Regions from separate parts of the Mus musculus genome. Here region 2 is linked to region 1. The links are chromatin loops, found by intact Hi-C in ENCODE. Cell type or tissue: heart. All regions are shown on one strand. Links, peaks and the distances in the headings refer to the core of each region. The heading gives the core; the rest is flanking DNA.

Region 1 (8,066 bases), core at 1,124-6,123:
AACAAAAGCTCAGGCAGAGTGCCTAGAGAAAAAGGAAAACCAGAACGTAATTAAGCATCCCCTTGGTCCCCAGAACCCTCAATGCTGATGGAACGCTGACTCTCACAGGTCTTGCGCTCTGTAATTGCTTTGCAGTGATCTCTAGAGGGATCCCAGCCAATTAAGCCTTCTTTTAACATTTATTTTTAGATATAATTGTTTTACATTGTATCCTCTTTTCATCTTTTTTTATAATCCTTATCCTGATATAGTTTAATTTTTTCTTAAACAAACAAACAAGAAAACCTCAACAACAAAAAACTATATACACCAGACATGGTAGTATACCCATGGATCCTAGTACTTTTAAGGCCAGCCTAGGTTACATAGTGAGTTCCAGGCCAGCAGAGGGTACACAAGATGCTGATTCAAAACAAACTAACATATGCTCAATACATGAAATATACTTGTATGAAATTATCCTTATATAACAGTACCATTTATACACAATTTAAAGAAACACTTTAAACTATGCACATTTAAATTTTTTTTTTTTTTTTTTTTGAGGCAGGGTTTCTCTCTATAGCCTTGGTTATCCTGGAGTTCACTCTGTAGACCAGGCTGGCCTCAAACTCAGAGATCCACCTGTCTCTGCCTCCTGAATGCTGGGATTAAAGGTGTGCGCCACCACAGCTGGCCACTAACATTTTACTTTTAATAAAAAAGATTGCAGTAAATGTAAAGCCCCTGTTTGAAGTGCTCCATATGGCTTTTAAAGAAGGAGGAGAAAACCATTTTTCACATACACCGAGGTGTACAGCAAAGAGACCGTCTATGATCAGCCTACACAGGGCCAATCATAAGTTTGTTTCATCAAGCTGTAAGTCCCTAAAGCCCATATCGCCTTCACAGCATATATTTCTTGTTTTCTTTTACAGGCCTAAAGCAGAATGACAAATGTGCTCCACACTAAGATGTAAGAGACTTTTCAGATGTTGGAATTAAAGTAATAAATCTGAGAATCAGGTTTTAATAACAGTCCCTGAAATGCAAATGTTCTTTATAAAAGACTTCAACAAAATACAAAGGTACTGCTGACATACGACAAGCAGGCATCATTAACGCTTCTGACTTCGTTTGTTCTAGGAGGAACACTGTGGCTGTACAATAAAACCTACTGTACACAATGGCTGCCCCCTTTTCTGCTCACCTGCATCTTTGAGAACCCAAGCACAGCAAAAGTACCCTCATTCCAGAGCTTCCACATGCATGGGGGTGGGGGTAGGGGGGGTCAACCTGGGATCTATTAAACTCTAGGGAATCCCAGGGTGCTGTGGATGCTGTAGGTAAAGACAGCTTTGAATCATAAGGCCTTTGCTAATCATATACCCTCCAGTGAAGTTGAAACGGTTATTCTATAGACAGTGGGCACCTGAACATACAAGTGAAAACTGCCTGCAGTATAGTGTTACTAACTGCTCCGTGGCCAGCTACATGCCCACTACTGCTGTTCACTCTGAAGAAACCAGACACTGTCCCATCTCAACCCTAAACCAACCTCCACCTCTTACCCCTGTAGGCTGCTTTGATCTAGTCGGCCACTATTGACAAGTGCCCTTTAATCCCTTTGCTGATGACAACACGCAGGGCTTTAGAAGGCAGCCCATCCCAATGTTAAGACAAACCTGAAAAACTACAAAATTCCTTTCTAATTTGACTGGTCTGAGCTGTGGACATTTTAAATGGTACCCCACTCTGTGTACTTGTCAGAAGTTTGCTGAAAAATGCCTCCTCCATTTGGGACTTAAAACTCAAGAGGACTGGTGCCACCAAAGACAGGTACAGAATTCCCAGGTGCAAAGCCATTCCTGCCCCCACTGTTCTATGTAATTAACCAGCATCAGCATTGGTAAGATAGTTACTCAAAAATAACATCAATCCTGTCTACAAACAGCTCACCCCCAACAATTCTATTTATAATTGTGATTTCATAACAGTCAATCAGTGATGTAAATACAGTAGAAATCATTATTTATTCATTAAAGCTTGGTTTTGTTTTGTTTTGTTTTGTTTTGTTTTTTAGAATCCCAACTTGTCTAAGTCACCCTTGACAGATCTTTTATTGCACTGCTTAAAAAAAAAAATTACTCTGAAGAGCTGGCCATGAGGAAGACACCCGTTTAATCCCAGAACTCAAGAGACAGAGCAGGCAGATCTCTGTGAGTCTGGTCTACATAGCAAGTTCAAGGCCAGCCAGAGCTACAGAGTGAGACTCTTGCTTGAGATAACAAAACCAAAAACTAACTAAAATAAGGAAAAGCTATAATGTATTAATAAGGTCCACTTATCACGCATAAGACAATCTGATACAAATGACTGTTTCCTTGTCAAACAGGAACCATATGGGATAGTTTTCATCCTCAAGTGGAACTGTTCAAAAAAGGTTGGTAAATATTTTGCAAACAGTGATTTACTTGACTCAAAAAACAAACAAACAAACAAAAAACCAAACGTAAACTGACAGTTACTTGATTAAAGCAGCAAAACTGAATTCTTAAAGGGCCCCTTGGGGGCTCGTTCTTGGGCTATCTCTGGGAGTCAATCAATGGACAGTACTAAGAAGGGCCCCCTGCAATTAACTCCTCTTTAGTCCTCCAACAATAAAGTTCCCTCCAGGGGCATAAAGCAGAGTCACCTAATAAATGAATTCAGTCTAATTCCCAAATTATATCAAACTTCTATTTCATTTACGTTATATGGTAAATATGCAGTTCCCCCTCCCCTTTGGTAAGAAATACTTTTTCTGAGAAACGAATATTCATTACTTTTCCAGGATGGCCTGAGACATGAATGCTGATTAAAACCAACTAACCCTGCCACAAAAGACATCCCCACACAAAACACCTTATCACTTCATTATACAAAGCAGCAAGCATTTTACAGGCCAGAAAGCTGCTGCTCTGATAAACGCTCTCCGGATAAAATCACCCATCTTATCTAGTCTGGTCAATCTGCCAGGTGAAAAATGGTTTGCCTTATCACAAAATGTGGAGTGCAGTTTTCTCGAATATCCTGGGTGATAGCCCTTCCTTACAATCAAGTCCGAATCAATGCAGTATCTATGTGCACTCAAATACTGTCATCTTCAACTCAGTTTAGTGTCTGCTTTAAAAAAACAAAACACACACACACACACACAAAAAAAAAACAAAAAATAAAAAATAAGTTCTTTCGTTGGCTTCTTAATGCTCCTGATAGCTTACTTCCAACTCAGAATACAGATACCAAGTTTGTCAAGCACTGCCCCACCCCTCGCAAGAGCGGACGAGTGGAACATTTCAGGGCACTCCATCACGTAGTACAGCTACTGAAACTTCATACCGACCAACACCAGTGCACATTCTCCAGACCGGGCTGACTGTACACTCTCCCCAATAAACACCACCATCAACATCCAGGTTCCATGAGGATAAGAGGTGGGAACACCTACAGACCCGTAATACCACATTCACAACTTTCACCTGCATACTCTCTCTCCTCGTTACTTTCAACAAGTCGTCCCGGGAATCCGCAGTTAAGCATTTGGTAGGTTCGAATCACTCACTACCTTATGTAAAAATCAAAATAACAAGCAGGACGCAGAGGGGAGCACGTCTATGCGCCCTAACGTTAACAAATTTCGCATTTTAAGCGCAGCACACGCCAGGAGCTAGGATCTCCCAATTCTACCCCTCCCCCCGCCGTCTTCCCTCCCCACCCCCTCCTCTCATTCTGGGAAGTCTTTATTGGAGGCATCGGGGTGCTACTCACCGAGTTTTTCCACCAACTTCAGCATCACCCCTCCGATGTGCACCTCCCCGGTCACTCTCAGAGTGACATCACGGTTCAGGTCCGTGACATGGACGCTCAGTTCCCACGTCCCGTCCGCGTAGCAGCCATCTGGCATCCTTATCCCGTCCAGAGCCATGGCTCCCTTCCTGCGAGCGCGGAGGAAATGGCTCTCGTCAGCGTCACTCCCCCAAAGGAAGACAAACCCCACCGAGTCCGCGGCGCCGGCCGCTGCGAGGGAGAAGGCGGAGGAGCTGCGGCTACGCGCGCACAACCAAGGGCGCGAGCGCGGGCGACTCGGCACCCAGACCGTGGCCTCCGCCCGCCGCGCCCGCCTAGCGGACTTGGGCGCCTTCACCTGCCGCCGCCGCCGCTGCGCCCGGACCGCCCCGCGCCTCCCCACCCGGCCGGGGAGACCGCGCCGCGCCGGCGCGCGCTCCGCTCCTCCCGCGGCGTCCTCCCCGCGCCCCGTCCTCCGCTGCGCCCCTCACCGCGCTCCTCCCGCCGGGCTCCCGAGGCAACAGGCGAGGCTGGCGGCACCCGCGTCGCTGCTCGGGAGGAAAGCGAAGCCTCGCGCCGCTGCTAATGGAGTCCCGGCACCGCGGCCCCCGCCCCACCCCCTCTCCCCGCCCCGGCCCCCGCCCCGCAGCACCGCCCGCAGCCGGCCTCCGCCCCCTCCTCTCTGGCTCTTCTCTGACCGCGCTCCCGCGGGGGAGAGGAGGCGGCGCGCGCTCTGGTGGGGCCGGGGCGGTGCGCGCCTCGGGGGAGCGCTGCGGGGGGAGGCGGCGGCCGCAATCTCGGCCCTGCGGAGCGCTGCCCTTTTATGGAAATGAAGGACCAGGCGCAGGGATGGAATCCAACATCCGGGCTCTCGGCTGCGGAGCTGGGGTGGGGGGCGGGGGCTCGCGGGGCTGAGGCGGCGCCTGCAGCGGGGTCCCCGGGGTTCATGCGTGAGAAGCTGCCTCGGGAAGTTCCCAGGCCCCGGGACGTGTGCGGGGAACCCGGGCGCGAAGGCACCGCGCCGGGGAGCTAGGAAGAGAAGTTGGGATGCAGAAACTTTACGATGTCTGCCTTGAACATCCCACAAAAGTAGGAGAAAGGACACAGAGGGGCGGTGAGCCACAAAAGTTGCCTGGCAAGCAGGGTTCCGCACCAATCTGCGGCTCCTGCTGGACTCATGAGAGTCGGCGAGCATTATTAACCCCTGGAACCCAAGTGCCTGCCAGACGCAAAAGCTTGGCTCATGCGCTCCGGCTGGAAAAGGGGGACCTCCCCACCCCACCCCAGGAGGGCAGTGGTTTCCCCGAGACCCCTTCTCCACCCACGCCAACTGTTGGCGCGTACTTGGGACTTTTCCTCCGCAACTTAGAGGACTCAGTATTTTGAATGCACGCACATTCTCTTCCTTACCCTCCCACACACTTCCAAGACATTTAAGTAGTTTTGAACTGATGTTGAGCTGTTAAAGACTTTGACTAGTGACGAAGAAAGGTCCCCGAAGGCCCACTTCCACGTTCCCATTAACTATTACACTCTGTTGAAGGGAACTGTTCAGAATCAGCAAGCCAGGGGTTGCCTCTTCTAGCAATTTATTTAAGTCCAGGAGAGTCCGATAAGATACTGTAAAGGATCTTGGTTTTTAAAAAGTGTCTTGGACTTCGTGAACTGCCCTAGACACTTCAAAGGGGAGCCTACCGCGCAAATAACCCTTTGTTCATCAACACAACAGCAAAAGAAAAAAGCACAGCCTGCAGAAAGGGGTGGACACCCGTAAGGGAGTGAAAGCAGGAAAACTCGAGTCAAATGCCAGAGGTTTGGGAGTGGAAAAAAAAAAAAAAGGGAAACCACTCTGCTAACACTAGCCAGTCATCATGGAGAAACTGATGCACTTCTCCAAGCTTGCCTCTCTCCAGTTATTTCTACTCTGAGACGTTGTGGGTGGTTTACTTAGAAGCAATGTTGTTCAGGGTGGAAACAGTGTTGATGAAATTATGTTGTTGGAAAATACATAGGAGAATATTTTTAATAATGTAGAGAATTAGTTGCTTGGGTTAAAAAAAATCTGTACAGACCAGGCATAGTGGAGCATGTCTTTAATCCTAGCGCCCAGGAGGCAGAGGCAGGCAGGTCTTTCTGAGTTCAAGGCCAGCCTGTCCTACCTAGTTAGTTCCACGACAGCCTGGGCTATTAGAGAGACTCTGTCTCAAAAAGGCAAGCAAACAAAAATCTGTAGAAAACTGTACGTGCCTCTGTAAAATCAAGAACGCACTCATAGCCGGGCGTGGTGGCACCCGCCTTTAATCCCAGCACTCAGTAGGCAGAGGCAGGCGGATTTCAGAGTTCGAGGCCAGCCTGGTCTACAAAGTGAGTTCCAGGACAGCCAGGGCTATATAGAGAAACCCTGTCTTGAAAAAGAAAAAAAAAAAAAATTAAGAAAGAAAGAAAGAAAGAAAGAACACACCCATTTTTAAATATTTAGATTGAAAAAAGACTAGAAGGAAATTCCCCAAATGTTAGTTATTGGGTGATGTGGTCAAGAGAGGTTTTCTTTTGATTGGTTGGTTTTAGTCTTTCTTTTTCTAACTAACTCAAACCTGCCACATCCTGGACTTTTCTGGCACCACTAAGAATTGCATTCCCTGCCATAATCCGTCTCTGTGCGGTGGACAGACTGGCCACAGCAGCTACCAGATTCGTGAGCTGGATTGTCACTTTTTTCCCGTGTGTGTGTGTGTGTGTGTGTGTGTGTTAGCATCCCCAAAGTTAACTATACATTTATGTTATGTATACATTTACAAATAGGTTGGTACAAAAGCTATAGAAAATATACTGGTACCAATTAAAAACAAATATCAAAGAATCAGGGGTCTATCCCAATGGAGAAATCTCTTTATTAAAGAGATTTCATGAAAATTTACACGTCTGTTATTCACCTCATCTGTTTTTTCCCTCACCTTATCTCCAAAAGATCTGTGGCAATATAAAAGGAGGCATAAGCTAGGAGGTAGCAGGCGTTAAAAGTGGCTCAAAACAAGAAAACGATGTGTATGTGTTTGAGTCTTAGAAGGGTGGGGTAAATACTTGAAATGAAATGAGGAATGAGGCCCAGACTTATTCCTAATGACCTGCGCATGTGTTCCAGTAAGCCCAGAGTTTCTCTAACATGCCTTAGCACCAAAAATATCCGTTCTGAATATTCCTTTTCCTCAGACAAACTTGTTGAAGCCAAGTGTGGTGGTTCATAGCCTCTTAAGCCCCAGCTTCCACATTCTAGCTATTTCCAAGTGAGCTACTTTCTGAACAACCACTATAGCGTCTGCCACTCGGGCAACCGTGTTTCTTTAATCTACTTCAGTAAATGTTCCCTACAATTATTGGTGGGAGGGGTTTTAATATTGTAAATAACTGCCCTACTTAAATTATAGTTTTGCAAGGGACTTTATGCTGCCTTAAAAAGCCAGTAGGATGTTTGAGTGGTATTGAGCACCGGGAGGCAGAGACCCTTGGTTAAATACCTTTGGAAGAATAATTAGGGTGGGTGCAGCCTGTTCTTTCAGGCCTTGGCTTTGAGTATTTCAAGCTGTTGCTGCTTTGAAGATTAAAGAGGAGCCAAAACTCAAACCTTTGAAACCAGGATATTTTCCTCCTTCTAGTTCATCAAGTGAGATCTTCAAGTGCATTTGTTAAATATTTGCTTCTACCTAATATTTTCTAATGTATTTAAATGCAGGCTCTTATCTGAACCCCCGCTAGAACCTCTAAGACAACTCAATACTTGTGGGACTTACATCATGCCGAAAAGGAGCCGAGAACTCCAGTGTTTGGAAGAACAGCTCAGGCTTTGAAAGCAATATCCAAATAAGGTACCAAGCAGTAGGCTTAGATTTAGACCAAATGATACCTCACAGATCTGTCACCAGATCCAGCCCTGGGCTTGGGAATCCTCAGGTTGACTTCAGCTCTTTCTCTGGACCTACTTATGGTGTGCTTTAAAAGTTATTTTAAAAGATGAATACAAACCACAATCATGGGGTTTAAAGGAAAGAGGTTTCAAGCATGAATATGTAAGATGGGGCTTGAATTTTAAATGAAGTCAGCAAGATGAAATACAATGAATTATTTCTGTGGAATACCAGGTAAGCAGATTGCCAGGGATGAACACTACCAAGGAGGCAGAAATCCAGAAAAGTAGGGTGAGAAGAAGGTTCCACGGCCACTGTTTTGTTATAAGTGTCTAGTCTCTGTGAGGTGGGAGAGGA
Region 2 (8,066 bases), core at 1,237-6,236, 180 kb before region 1:
GATCCTTTTTTCTAACTTTTTGAAATATACAGTGTATAGTGATTATCCTGCCTTTCCCTCCCAAATGCTGGGATTTTAGGCTTATAGTACGCAGTACAGATGGTTGAACAAGTGTCTATAATCTAGGCAATACTCCTGACAGCTATATCCCCAACCTTAAGCCTTGCTTAGTGACAGGTAATCATTATTAAAGTCACTGCAAGTTGGTTGTTTAGTTTTGCATTGCTTGAGATCAAACCTAAGATCTTGCATATGTTAAGCAAACATCCTACCTGTTCCATCCTAGCCCAGATGTTTTGTTCCAGGTGTTTTTATTAAGTACCACCACTTAATACTGCCAGGATTTTTATTAAATGAATATTAATTTCATTAAGTACTACACAGTCCAGATTTTAAATAGTCAGGTAATTGTGGTATCTGCTTATTTCAAAAACAATGCTCACGCTATTTATGAAAATGTATGAAGTAGCATTACTGGCTCAGAAGTAGTAAGTGTATATCTCTTCACATTTCCTCCATAGAGATAAGATCACTTAGTTTTCTTTCCCCTTTTCTTTTGAGATGAGGTCTTGACATGTTAGGCTGGTCTTGAACTTGAGATCTGCTAAGTGCTGAGCTTACTTACAGTCAGGTACCACTGTTCCCAGCTTAGCTGTCTTACTGATTGAACTGCATCGCACACACTATAAGCAGCAATTTGTTTTGTTTTCCACAGGTATGTTTGCAATTCGTGCCGATCATGATTTTGTAGTTCAGGAAGACTTCATGAAAGCAGTCAGGAAAGTGGCTGACTCCAAGAAGCTGGAGTCCAAGCTGGACTACAAACCTGTGTGATTCACTAGAAGGGTTTGGTGGCTGCATGACAGACATTGGTTTAATGTAAAAATAAAGTTAAGGAAAATAATGTATGTATTGGCAATGATCTTATTAAAAGTGAATAAACATGTATAAGCAACATAATAGTATGTAATTCAGTAATTTTTTAAAAATTGGTACAGAAGAAAGTCATGTTTGGTGATGTTGCATTTACTTCAGCAGAATTTACAAAAGACATCCTGAAGCTTTTCATATTTGCTTTGTGAGCATTTTGTACAACATTCAAAATGATTGAGATAGTAGAGGAGAGCATTTCTTATGACTTATTTTATATTTTGTTTTCCTCGTCCTTAAAAAAAAAGCAATAAAATCTGTTTTAAGTTGTCCTATATATACTCTTGTCTTTTCTAAAAGCACATTTATTCTTGTCCTTTTGGATTAGTAAGTATATGATTTGAAAACCTGGATGAAGTTGAAAATTAAAATAGGGCTTTGAATTTTAAACAGTACTCACAGAGTCCACAAGAATGTCTTCTTTTATAGATCATAGAGTGTGGGGTTATGGAGTATATACATGTACTTGTGTCTTCCAAGAAATTCTCTTTACCTATTGCAGTTAGGTATTTGATAATTTTAACTTTTTAAAGATTATGACTGGAAGTAATACTTATAATTTGGTTTATGTGAAAAATAATTCCCTTTTTGTGGTCTGGATCCAGGAAAAGTCTGTTCATGGACATGTAATTTTACATATATGTGATTTCTAGCGATCTATTATTTCTTAGGTTCACCAGTGGATTCTATAAATATCTTCCAGTAAATACCAGGCTGAGAGTGTCTACTCTATGGAATGTTAAATGTTCAAAACAAAAGTTCTGTTACCTGTACACAATTCTAATTTCATGTGGCAATCAAAAGTTGTATAAGGAAATTGTCAATGTCTAAAAATTGAGATTATTTATAGTTAATTCTTGTTTAAATAAAGACATCAAACTTCAGTTTCATAAATACCAAAGGACTAACCATAAATGATCCAGCTAGGTATGTAATTCTTCTTTTCTCTCTCTCTCTCTCTCTCTCTCTCTCTCTCTCTCTCTCTCTCTCCCTCCCTCCCTCCCTCCCTCCCTCCCTCCCTTTCTCTCTCTCTCTCTCTCTCTCTCTCTCTCTCTTTGGTTTTTCGAGACAGGGTTTCTCTGTGTAGCCCTGGCTGTCCTGGAACTCACTCTGTAGACCAGGCTGGCCTCGAACTCAGAAATCTGCCTGCCTCTGCCTCCCAAGTGCTGGAATTAAAAGGGTATGCCACCACTGCCCAGCTTCCCCTTTCTTTTTGAGACAAGGTCTCACTATGTACCCCTGGCTGGCCTGGGACACTTACTGTGTGGGTTAGGCCAGTCTCAACTCACAGACATTTTCTTGCCTCTCCTGAGTGGTGGAATTAAAGGCATTTACCACAATACTTGCCATTGGATTATTTTTTAATTAAAAATTACTAGCAGGGTATTCTGTGCCTTTTGTAATTCTTAAAGCTGGATAATAGTTTATGTAACACTAGAGAGCATAGACCATCTAATTAGCCACCTAATTTTTGAACAGCTATCCTGTATATTGAACATGCATTACATATATGACAACATGAAAAGAGTTAAGAGGAAATCCAAGTTAAACACGCGGTCCTTCCACTTTAAAGGATTTTTTTTTTTTTTTTTTTTGATAATGACAGTCCTGAGGTCTCTAGGAAGTAGTGTTAAAATACAGTGAAAAGTAGTGATAGTCTTAGTTACACACTTTGCAGCCTTCAGTGATTCCTTCAGTGAGACCAAAGGTGGTTCAGAAGTTCAAACCAGGCCTTTAATCATTTCATCTCAGAACTCTTGTAAATTTGAGGACCAGCCTGGTGTACATAGCGAGACCCTGAAGAAGGTATATTCTTCAAAAATTATTAACTCTAACGCCAGCTCCTCACACAATCATCTTTTATGTTGAAAAATAGGCTCGGAGAAATCTTAAAGAGTACCGAATACAATTTAGTAAGTAAACTATCATTTACATTTCTGATGACTTTTTTTAAGAATCATTTTCTTGAAATTTTCTGGATAATTTGAGTTGTTAACACTCCGGAGTATACCTAAGAGGCCACTTTCTACTTTGTTTAAAGATGATGGGTATCTCGGGGTTTTTTGTTTTTGTTTTTTTCGTAGTCTAACATGAATTTAAGCTGAACTCTTCCTGTTTGGTTATGACTTCCCCCACGGATTGGATCGAGCAGCATTCCTCTGAGTGTGGAGGACACTTTGAAGGGACGGACTCCCATCCCATTTGGGAAGGCCTTGGCCCCGACCGCTCCTCCCCTACGGCCGCAGCTCCGCCCTGCGGGAAGCTCCTCCCCCCGCGTCTGCGCGCTCGCGGACGGGCGGGGCGGAGGCGCGCTGACACCTGGCGGCGGGGGCGGGCCGTCGGCGAGCGTGGGCTGGGATTGGCTGGGCCGCGTGGGCTGGGGCGGGAGGAGACGGTTATGGGCTCGTGCCTGGGTCGGATCCCGGCTCTCTGAGGGGCGCGGAGACCTGCGGGAGGGACACGGCCGCAGCATGGCGGCCGGCAGCGCACCGCCCTGCCCTCCGCCTTCCTGTCGCAGCCGCTTGGATCCTGTGGTCCGCGAGTGCTTGCTGTGAGCCTGCCGCGCGTCAGCCCCCCCACCGCTCGCCCGCCCGCCCGCCCTCCTTCCCTTGTCGCCTCTGCCAGCCCGGAGGGCGGCCGGGCGCACCGCGCCCACCCACCGGGGCCCTGGGACCATGGAGGACGTGAAACTGGAGTTCCCCTCGCTCCCGCAGTGCAAAGACGACGCCGAGGTGAGTGCCCGGCGGCCCGCCCTGCCGCGGGCAGCCCCCGGGTCTCCGGCCAAGCAGCGCCTCTGGCCCAACTGTCCCAGACTCTTCCCTTTCCCCTTGGGCGTGAAGGGGCGTCAGTGAGGTCCTCCTCCCGCGGGACCCTATCGGAGGAGCCAACCCGGAGAGTACTCTTGACCACTCGCCTCGGCGTTGAGGCTTTTCGTGAACACAGACTCTTCCTTACCAGAGCAACACGCTGTGGAGTTGTTTTTAATCTGAGCTTGATGTTAGATTCACATGCGGGACACATAGCCAGCCCCACGTGTGGAATAGATCGGAGGCGTGAACTCTGGAATTGCACCCCTCTAATAGTACTCAAGTCAAAAACCAACCACCACCACTACCAAAAAACCCACAAAAAACGATGACTAGCGTGGGGCGGGGGGGGGGGGGGAGTAGAAAAGCTAAGCTTCTTTGAATTTGAAAATTTTTAGTAACAAATCTTGCCTGTACTATCGAGAGCAAAATTCTCCCAATTTATGATTTAAGGGTTCTTTTCACCCCACCTTGATTTTTTTCTTTACCTAACATCTGTTGCAAATATTTTATGGTACCAGAAACTGTTAAGTTAGAGTTTGCCAGAGGCTAAAATTAGTGACAAGGATTCTTACCTGTGACACTTAATAGGATCAAAAAAGGATTCTAGAGTTTTGCTTGTGTGTTTGATATAAGTCCTGGCTGTCCTGGAACTCACTAGACGAGGCTGGCCTGAAACCCAAAGAGATCCACCTGCTTCTGTACCCCAAATGCTGGGATTGAAGGTGTACACCCCTTAATCTCTCAGTGTTTTAAAGGTATTTGGGACTACTCTTGGCTGGCACACTTGTAACCCCTCTACTTGGGAGGTGGAAGGAGAAAGGAGGGGTCACTGTAGCCTTGGTTCTATAGCAAATTTGAGACCAGTCTCAGTTACAGATGAGATGGAGACTTTATACCAAATGCTCAATTCTATTGAATGTCTTCATTTGATTCAGATCACTTTTTTGTATTTGTTTTGTTGTGATGGTGGGTTTTTGAGAAAGGGTTTCTTTGTAGCCCTGGCTGTCCTGGAACTTTGTAAGACAAGGTCTTGTGTACCCAGGAATGTCCCCTGTTCTCCCAAGTGACTTACTGTCATTTGAAGGATTCTCTTTCTTATTTGTAGTAGTGATGGTTGAGGCATACATAATATACATACATGCACAAAAGCAAAACACTAATACATGTAAAGTAATAAAAATCTCTAAATAAAATTCTGGGGACAGATAAGATTCTTTAAATAGAATTTAAAATAGAAGTATAAATAAAAATAGACACAATGTTAATACTTTTGTTTTAACAGAACACTTTTAAATTTTTTCTTTAATAAGAATCTGTTTGGGGAATGCCAGGGCCAAAAAGCGGGAGTGGGGGGGAGGGTATGGGGGACTTTTGGGATAGCATTGGAAATGTAAATGAGGAAAATACCTAATTTAAAAAAATCTGTTTATAAAATTGGTCTTTATAGCCGGGCATGATGGTACATGCTTTTAATTCTAGCACTTGGGAGGCAGGGGCAAATGGATCTCAGAGTTGCAGGCAAGCCAGATCTACAAAGCAAGTTCCAGGACAGCCAGGGCTACACAAAGAATCCTTTTCTCAAAAATTAATTAATTAATTAATTAATTAAAAAATAAAATCGTGTTTTTATAAAAAGCTATTAGGGGGTCAGGGGCAGGATCTAATCTAAGCCGGCTTCGAACTCACAGGGATCCACCTGTCTCTGTCTCCTGAATATTGAAATTAAAGGTGTGCTACTATGCCCAGCTTGAAAGAAGTTTTTAAAGATTATAAAATCTTATTTGTGTACATAACGGATGTCCCTGTGTATGCACTCAGTCATTTATCACTGTGGCTATTCTGAGCAGGGTCTCTGCCTGAACCCGGGGCTCATGTTTTCTTGGCAAAGCTGGAAGCCAGAAATCCCAAGCCGTCCTCCTGTCTCTGCCTAAGTCAGAGCTGGTATTATGCATTTGAGCTTTCCTGGCCTGTAACATGAGCACTGGGATGGGAGCTCTGGTCTTGATGCCTGAGCTACCTTTCCAGACATGCTTTCATACAGGATTGCCATTTATTCTTGTACTTTTTTGTTTTTTACAAAATGTTTTTTTCTGAGCTTGTAGCACTGAGCTTATAGAACAGGTATTATGCTGCCAATTTTATGTCAGCCTAACACAAGCTATAGTCAGCTGAGAAAACAAGCGGAGAAAACTATGAGGGGTAAGCCAGTAAGAAACATTCCTCTATGGCCTCTGTGTCAGCTCTTGCTTCCAGGTTCTCATCTGGTTTGAATTCCTGCCGTGGCTTCCCTCAATAGACAATGACTACGGATTTGTAAACCAGATTAAACTCTTTCCTGCTCCCGAGTTGCTTATGCTCTGGTGTTTCATTACAGCAATAAAAACTCTTAAGACACTTTACCTTTTTAATTTTTCCTGTCATGGATTAGTCTTTATTTTTGTTATATGGTCTGTCATTTTGGCTAAGTGCTCTTTGTTTTCATTTGTTTGTTCAGGACAAGATGTCTCTGTGTAGCTCTGGCTATCCTGGAATTCACATTTTAGACTAGGCTAGTCTTGAACTCAGAGATCTCTCAGCCTCTGCTTCCAAATGCTGCGATTAAAGTCAATGTGTCACCATGCCAGGCTAAGATAGAAGAATATTTTATCAGTTTAAAAGGGCATCCCATGGAGCCTGGAGAGATGTTTCAGTGGTGGTTGCTCTTCTAGTGTACCTGGTTGACTTCTGTCACCAACATGGCAGCCTACCAGCATCTGTAGCTCCAGTTCCAGAGGATCTGACACCCTCTTTTGGCTCTGAAGAAACCAGGCCCACAAGTGGTACATTGGCATAATGCAGACAAAACACCCAGACACAAAGCAAAAGAAAATTAAATTTATTAAAAGAAACTAAAAGAAAGGTATCCAATGTCTATAGGCATTCCACCCAACATAACTCCAGGCAAATTGTAATCTGGTTTCTGTCACCAGGGATATCTACTATAGGTAGGTAGGTAGGTAGGTAGGTAGGTAGGGAGGGAGGGAGGGGTGTGTGTGTGTGTGTGTGTATGTGTGTGCTTGTGTTTGACAAAATAGCCCTGGTTGGCCTGGAATTCACTGTGTAGACCAGGCTGCCATAGAACTTGGCAATCCTCTTGATTTTATCATCTAAATAAATACATAAACATGCCACCATACCAAGTTATTTCTTTGCAGCATTGGGCTCAAAGGGTAGCTAGTATTCAGGATTCCGGTCTCTGTCACTTGGGTTTCAAGGATCAATTTCAGATTGTCAGACTTGAGCCATCTGACCAGCCTGTGATATTTTTCATGCTGTTTATTTTTGTTTTCCTTTTCAAGGAGTGGACTTACCCTATGAGACGAGAGATGCAGGTAAGGCAACTTTTAGTTTATTCAAACGACCTCTATTATTTAATAACTTACACTTCACAAAGGAGACCTGCTGGTTCATAATCTGTAGGTTTGTCATATTTACCCAGTTATGAGTATTATGCACTGTGTATATACATTAGAATATCATGTGATAAATATGTGCCATTTGTGTCAAAAAATTTAATATGTAAAATGAATCCTTAATATTACTTGGATTAGATTTAAGATGAAAGAAATATGTAGATGTGCTTAATGAGTCACTCTTTTTGTGTTCCTTTTAAAGCAGTTTGCTTTCCTGGCTAGTTTGGATAAATTCAAGAGACATTTACCATAAAATAATTGAGGGTTTTAGGTAGTTATTCTTTTTTTTTTTTTGTCTGTTTCCAAGTTGACATCCATAACTTACTGATCTAGTACTCAGTGAGTTGAATACTTACTATTTGGAATGAATTATCCTCTTTTGTTTTTTTTTGCTTTTTTTTTCTGAGACAGGGTTTCTCTGTGTAGCCCTGGCTGTCCTGGAACTCACTCTGTAGACCAGGCTGGCCTCGAACTCAGAAATCCGCCTGGCTCTGCCTCCCAAGTGCTGGGATTAAAGGCATGCACCACCACCGCCCTGGCCTCTTTTGTATTTTTTATCCTTTGCAGTCAACTTTGCTAGTCCTCAAGATAAGCAGTGCCCCTCACTCTTCATCCCATATCTTGCAAAGATCTGCTCCTTTTCTTAATGAAAACTGACTCTTCTTTGGGAAGCCCACACCCATGCTCTCAGGTGTCTTGCTTTCCCTTCTAAGTGTTTTTCTCTTAAGCCTCATGCTTTATCAAACCCCAACTCTGCTTCATTAAAAAGGAGAGAGAGAAGAAGAAAGTTCGCTTTTAGACCTTTAACTGTATGTGAGTACATATGAGAACTAACTCGATGTTATGGGGAATGCAAACATAAGTAAAATGTAAT

The links. Hi-C counts contacts between places; a loop is a spot of excess contacts. Peaks named below come from ENCODE experiments on the same cell type or tissue, not always from the same donor. Only the 100,000 strongest peaks of a DNase experiment are listed, where the experiment ranks them.
Region 2: a loop joins it to region 1, with 2.2 times the contacts of the local background. A loop is called at or near these places in 1 of 42 quality-filtered maps.

The regions. Positions count from the first base shown.
Region 1 is chr14:45,525,636-45,533,701 of GRCm38, forward strand. Fermt2 (fermitin family member 2) reads right to left here and starts at 4,430. Exons shown (of 15, transcript NM_146054.3): 1 at 4,299-4,430; 2 at 3,790-3,956. The coding sequence starts at 3,946. It overlaps Gm46452 (a long non-coding RNA gene), which reads left to right and starts at 4,587. Exons shown (of 3, transcript XR_001781252.2): 1 at 4,587-4,921; 2 at 7,538-7,670. In heart, for the core only: a CTCF peak has its summit at 4,035; DNase peaks (open chromatin) are centred at 3,416, 3,966 and 4,586; H3K4me3 peaks cover 4,368 bases; H3K27ac peaks cover 3,154 bases.
Region 2 is chr14:45,347,868-45,355,933 of GRCm38, forward strand. Styx (serine/threonine/tyrosine interaction protein) reads left to right here and starts at 3,319. Exons shown (of 11, transcript NM_019637.3): 1 at 3,319-3,662; 2 at 7,079-7,111. The coding sequence starts at 3,606. It overlaps Psmc6 (proteasome (prosome, macropain) 26S subunit, ATPase, 6), which reads left to right. Exons shown (of 14, transcript NM_025959.3): 14 at 716-1,204. The coding sequence ends at 834. In heart, for the core only: a CTCF peak has its summit at 3,233 (motif pointing left); DNase peaks (open chromatin) are centred at 3,294 and 3,734; H3K4me3 peaks cover 1,861 bases; H3K27ac peaks cover 1,733 bases.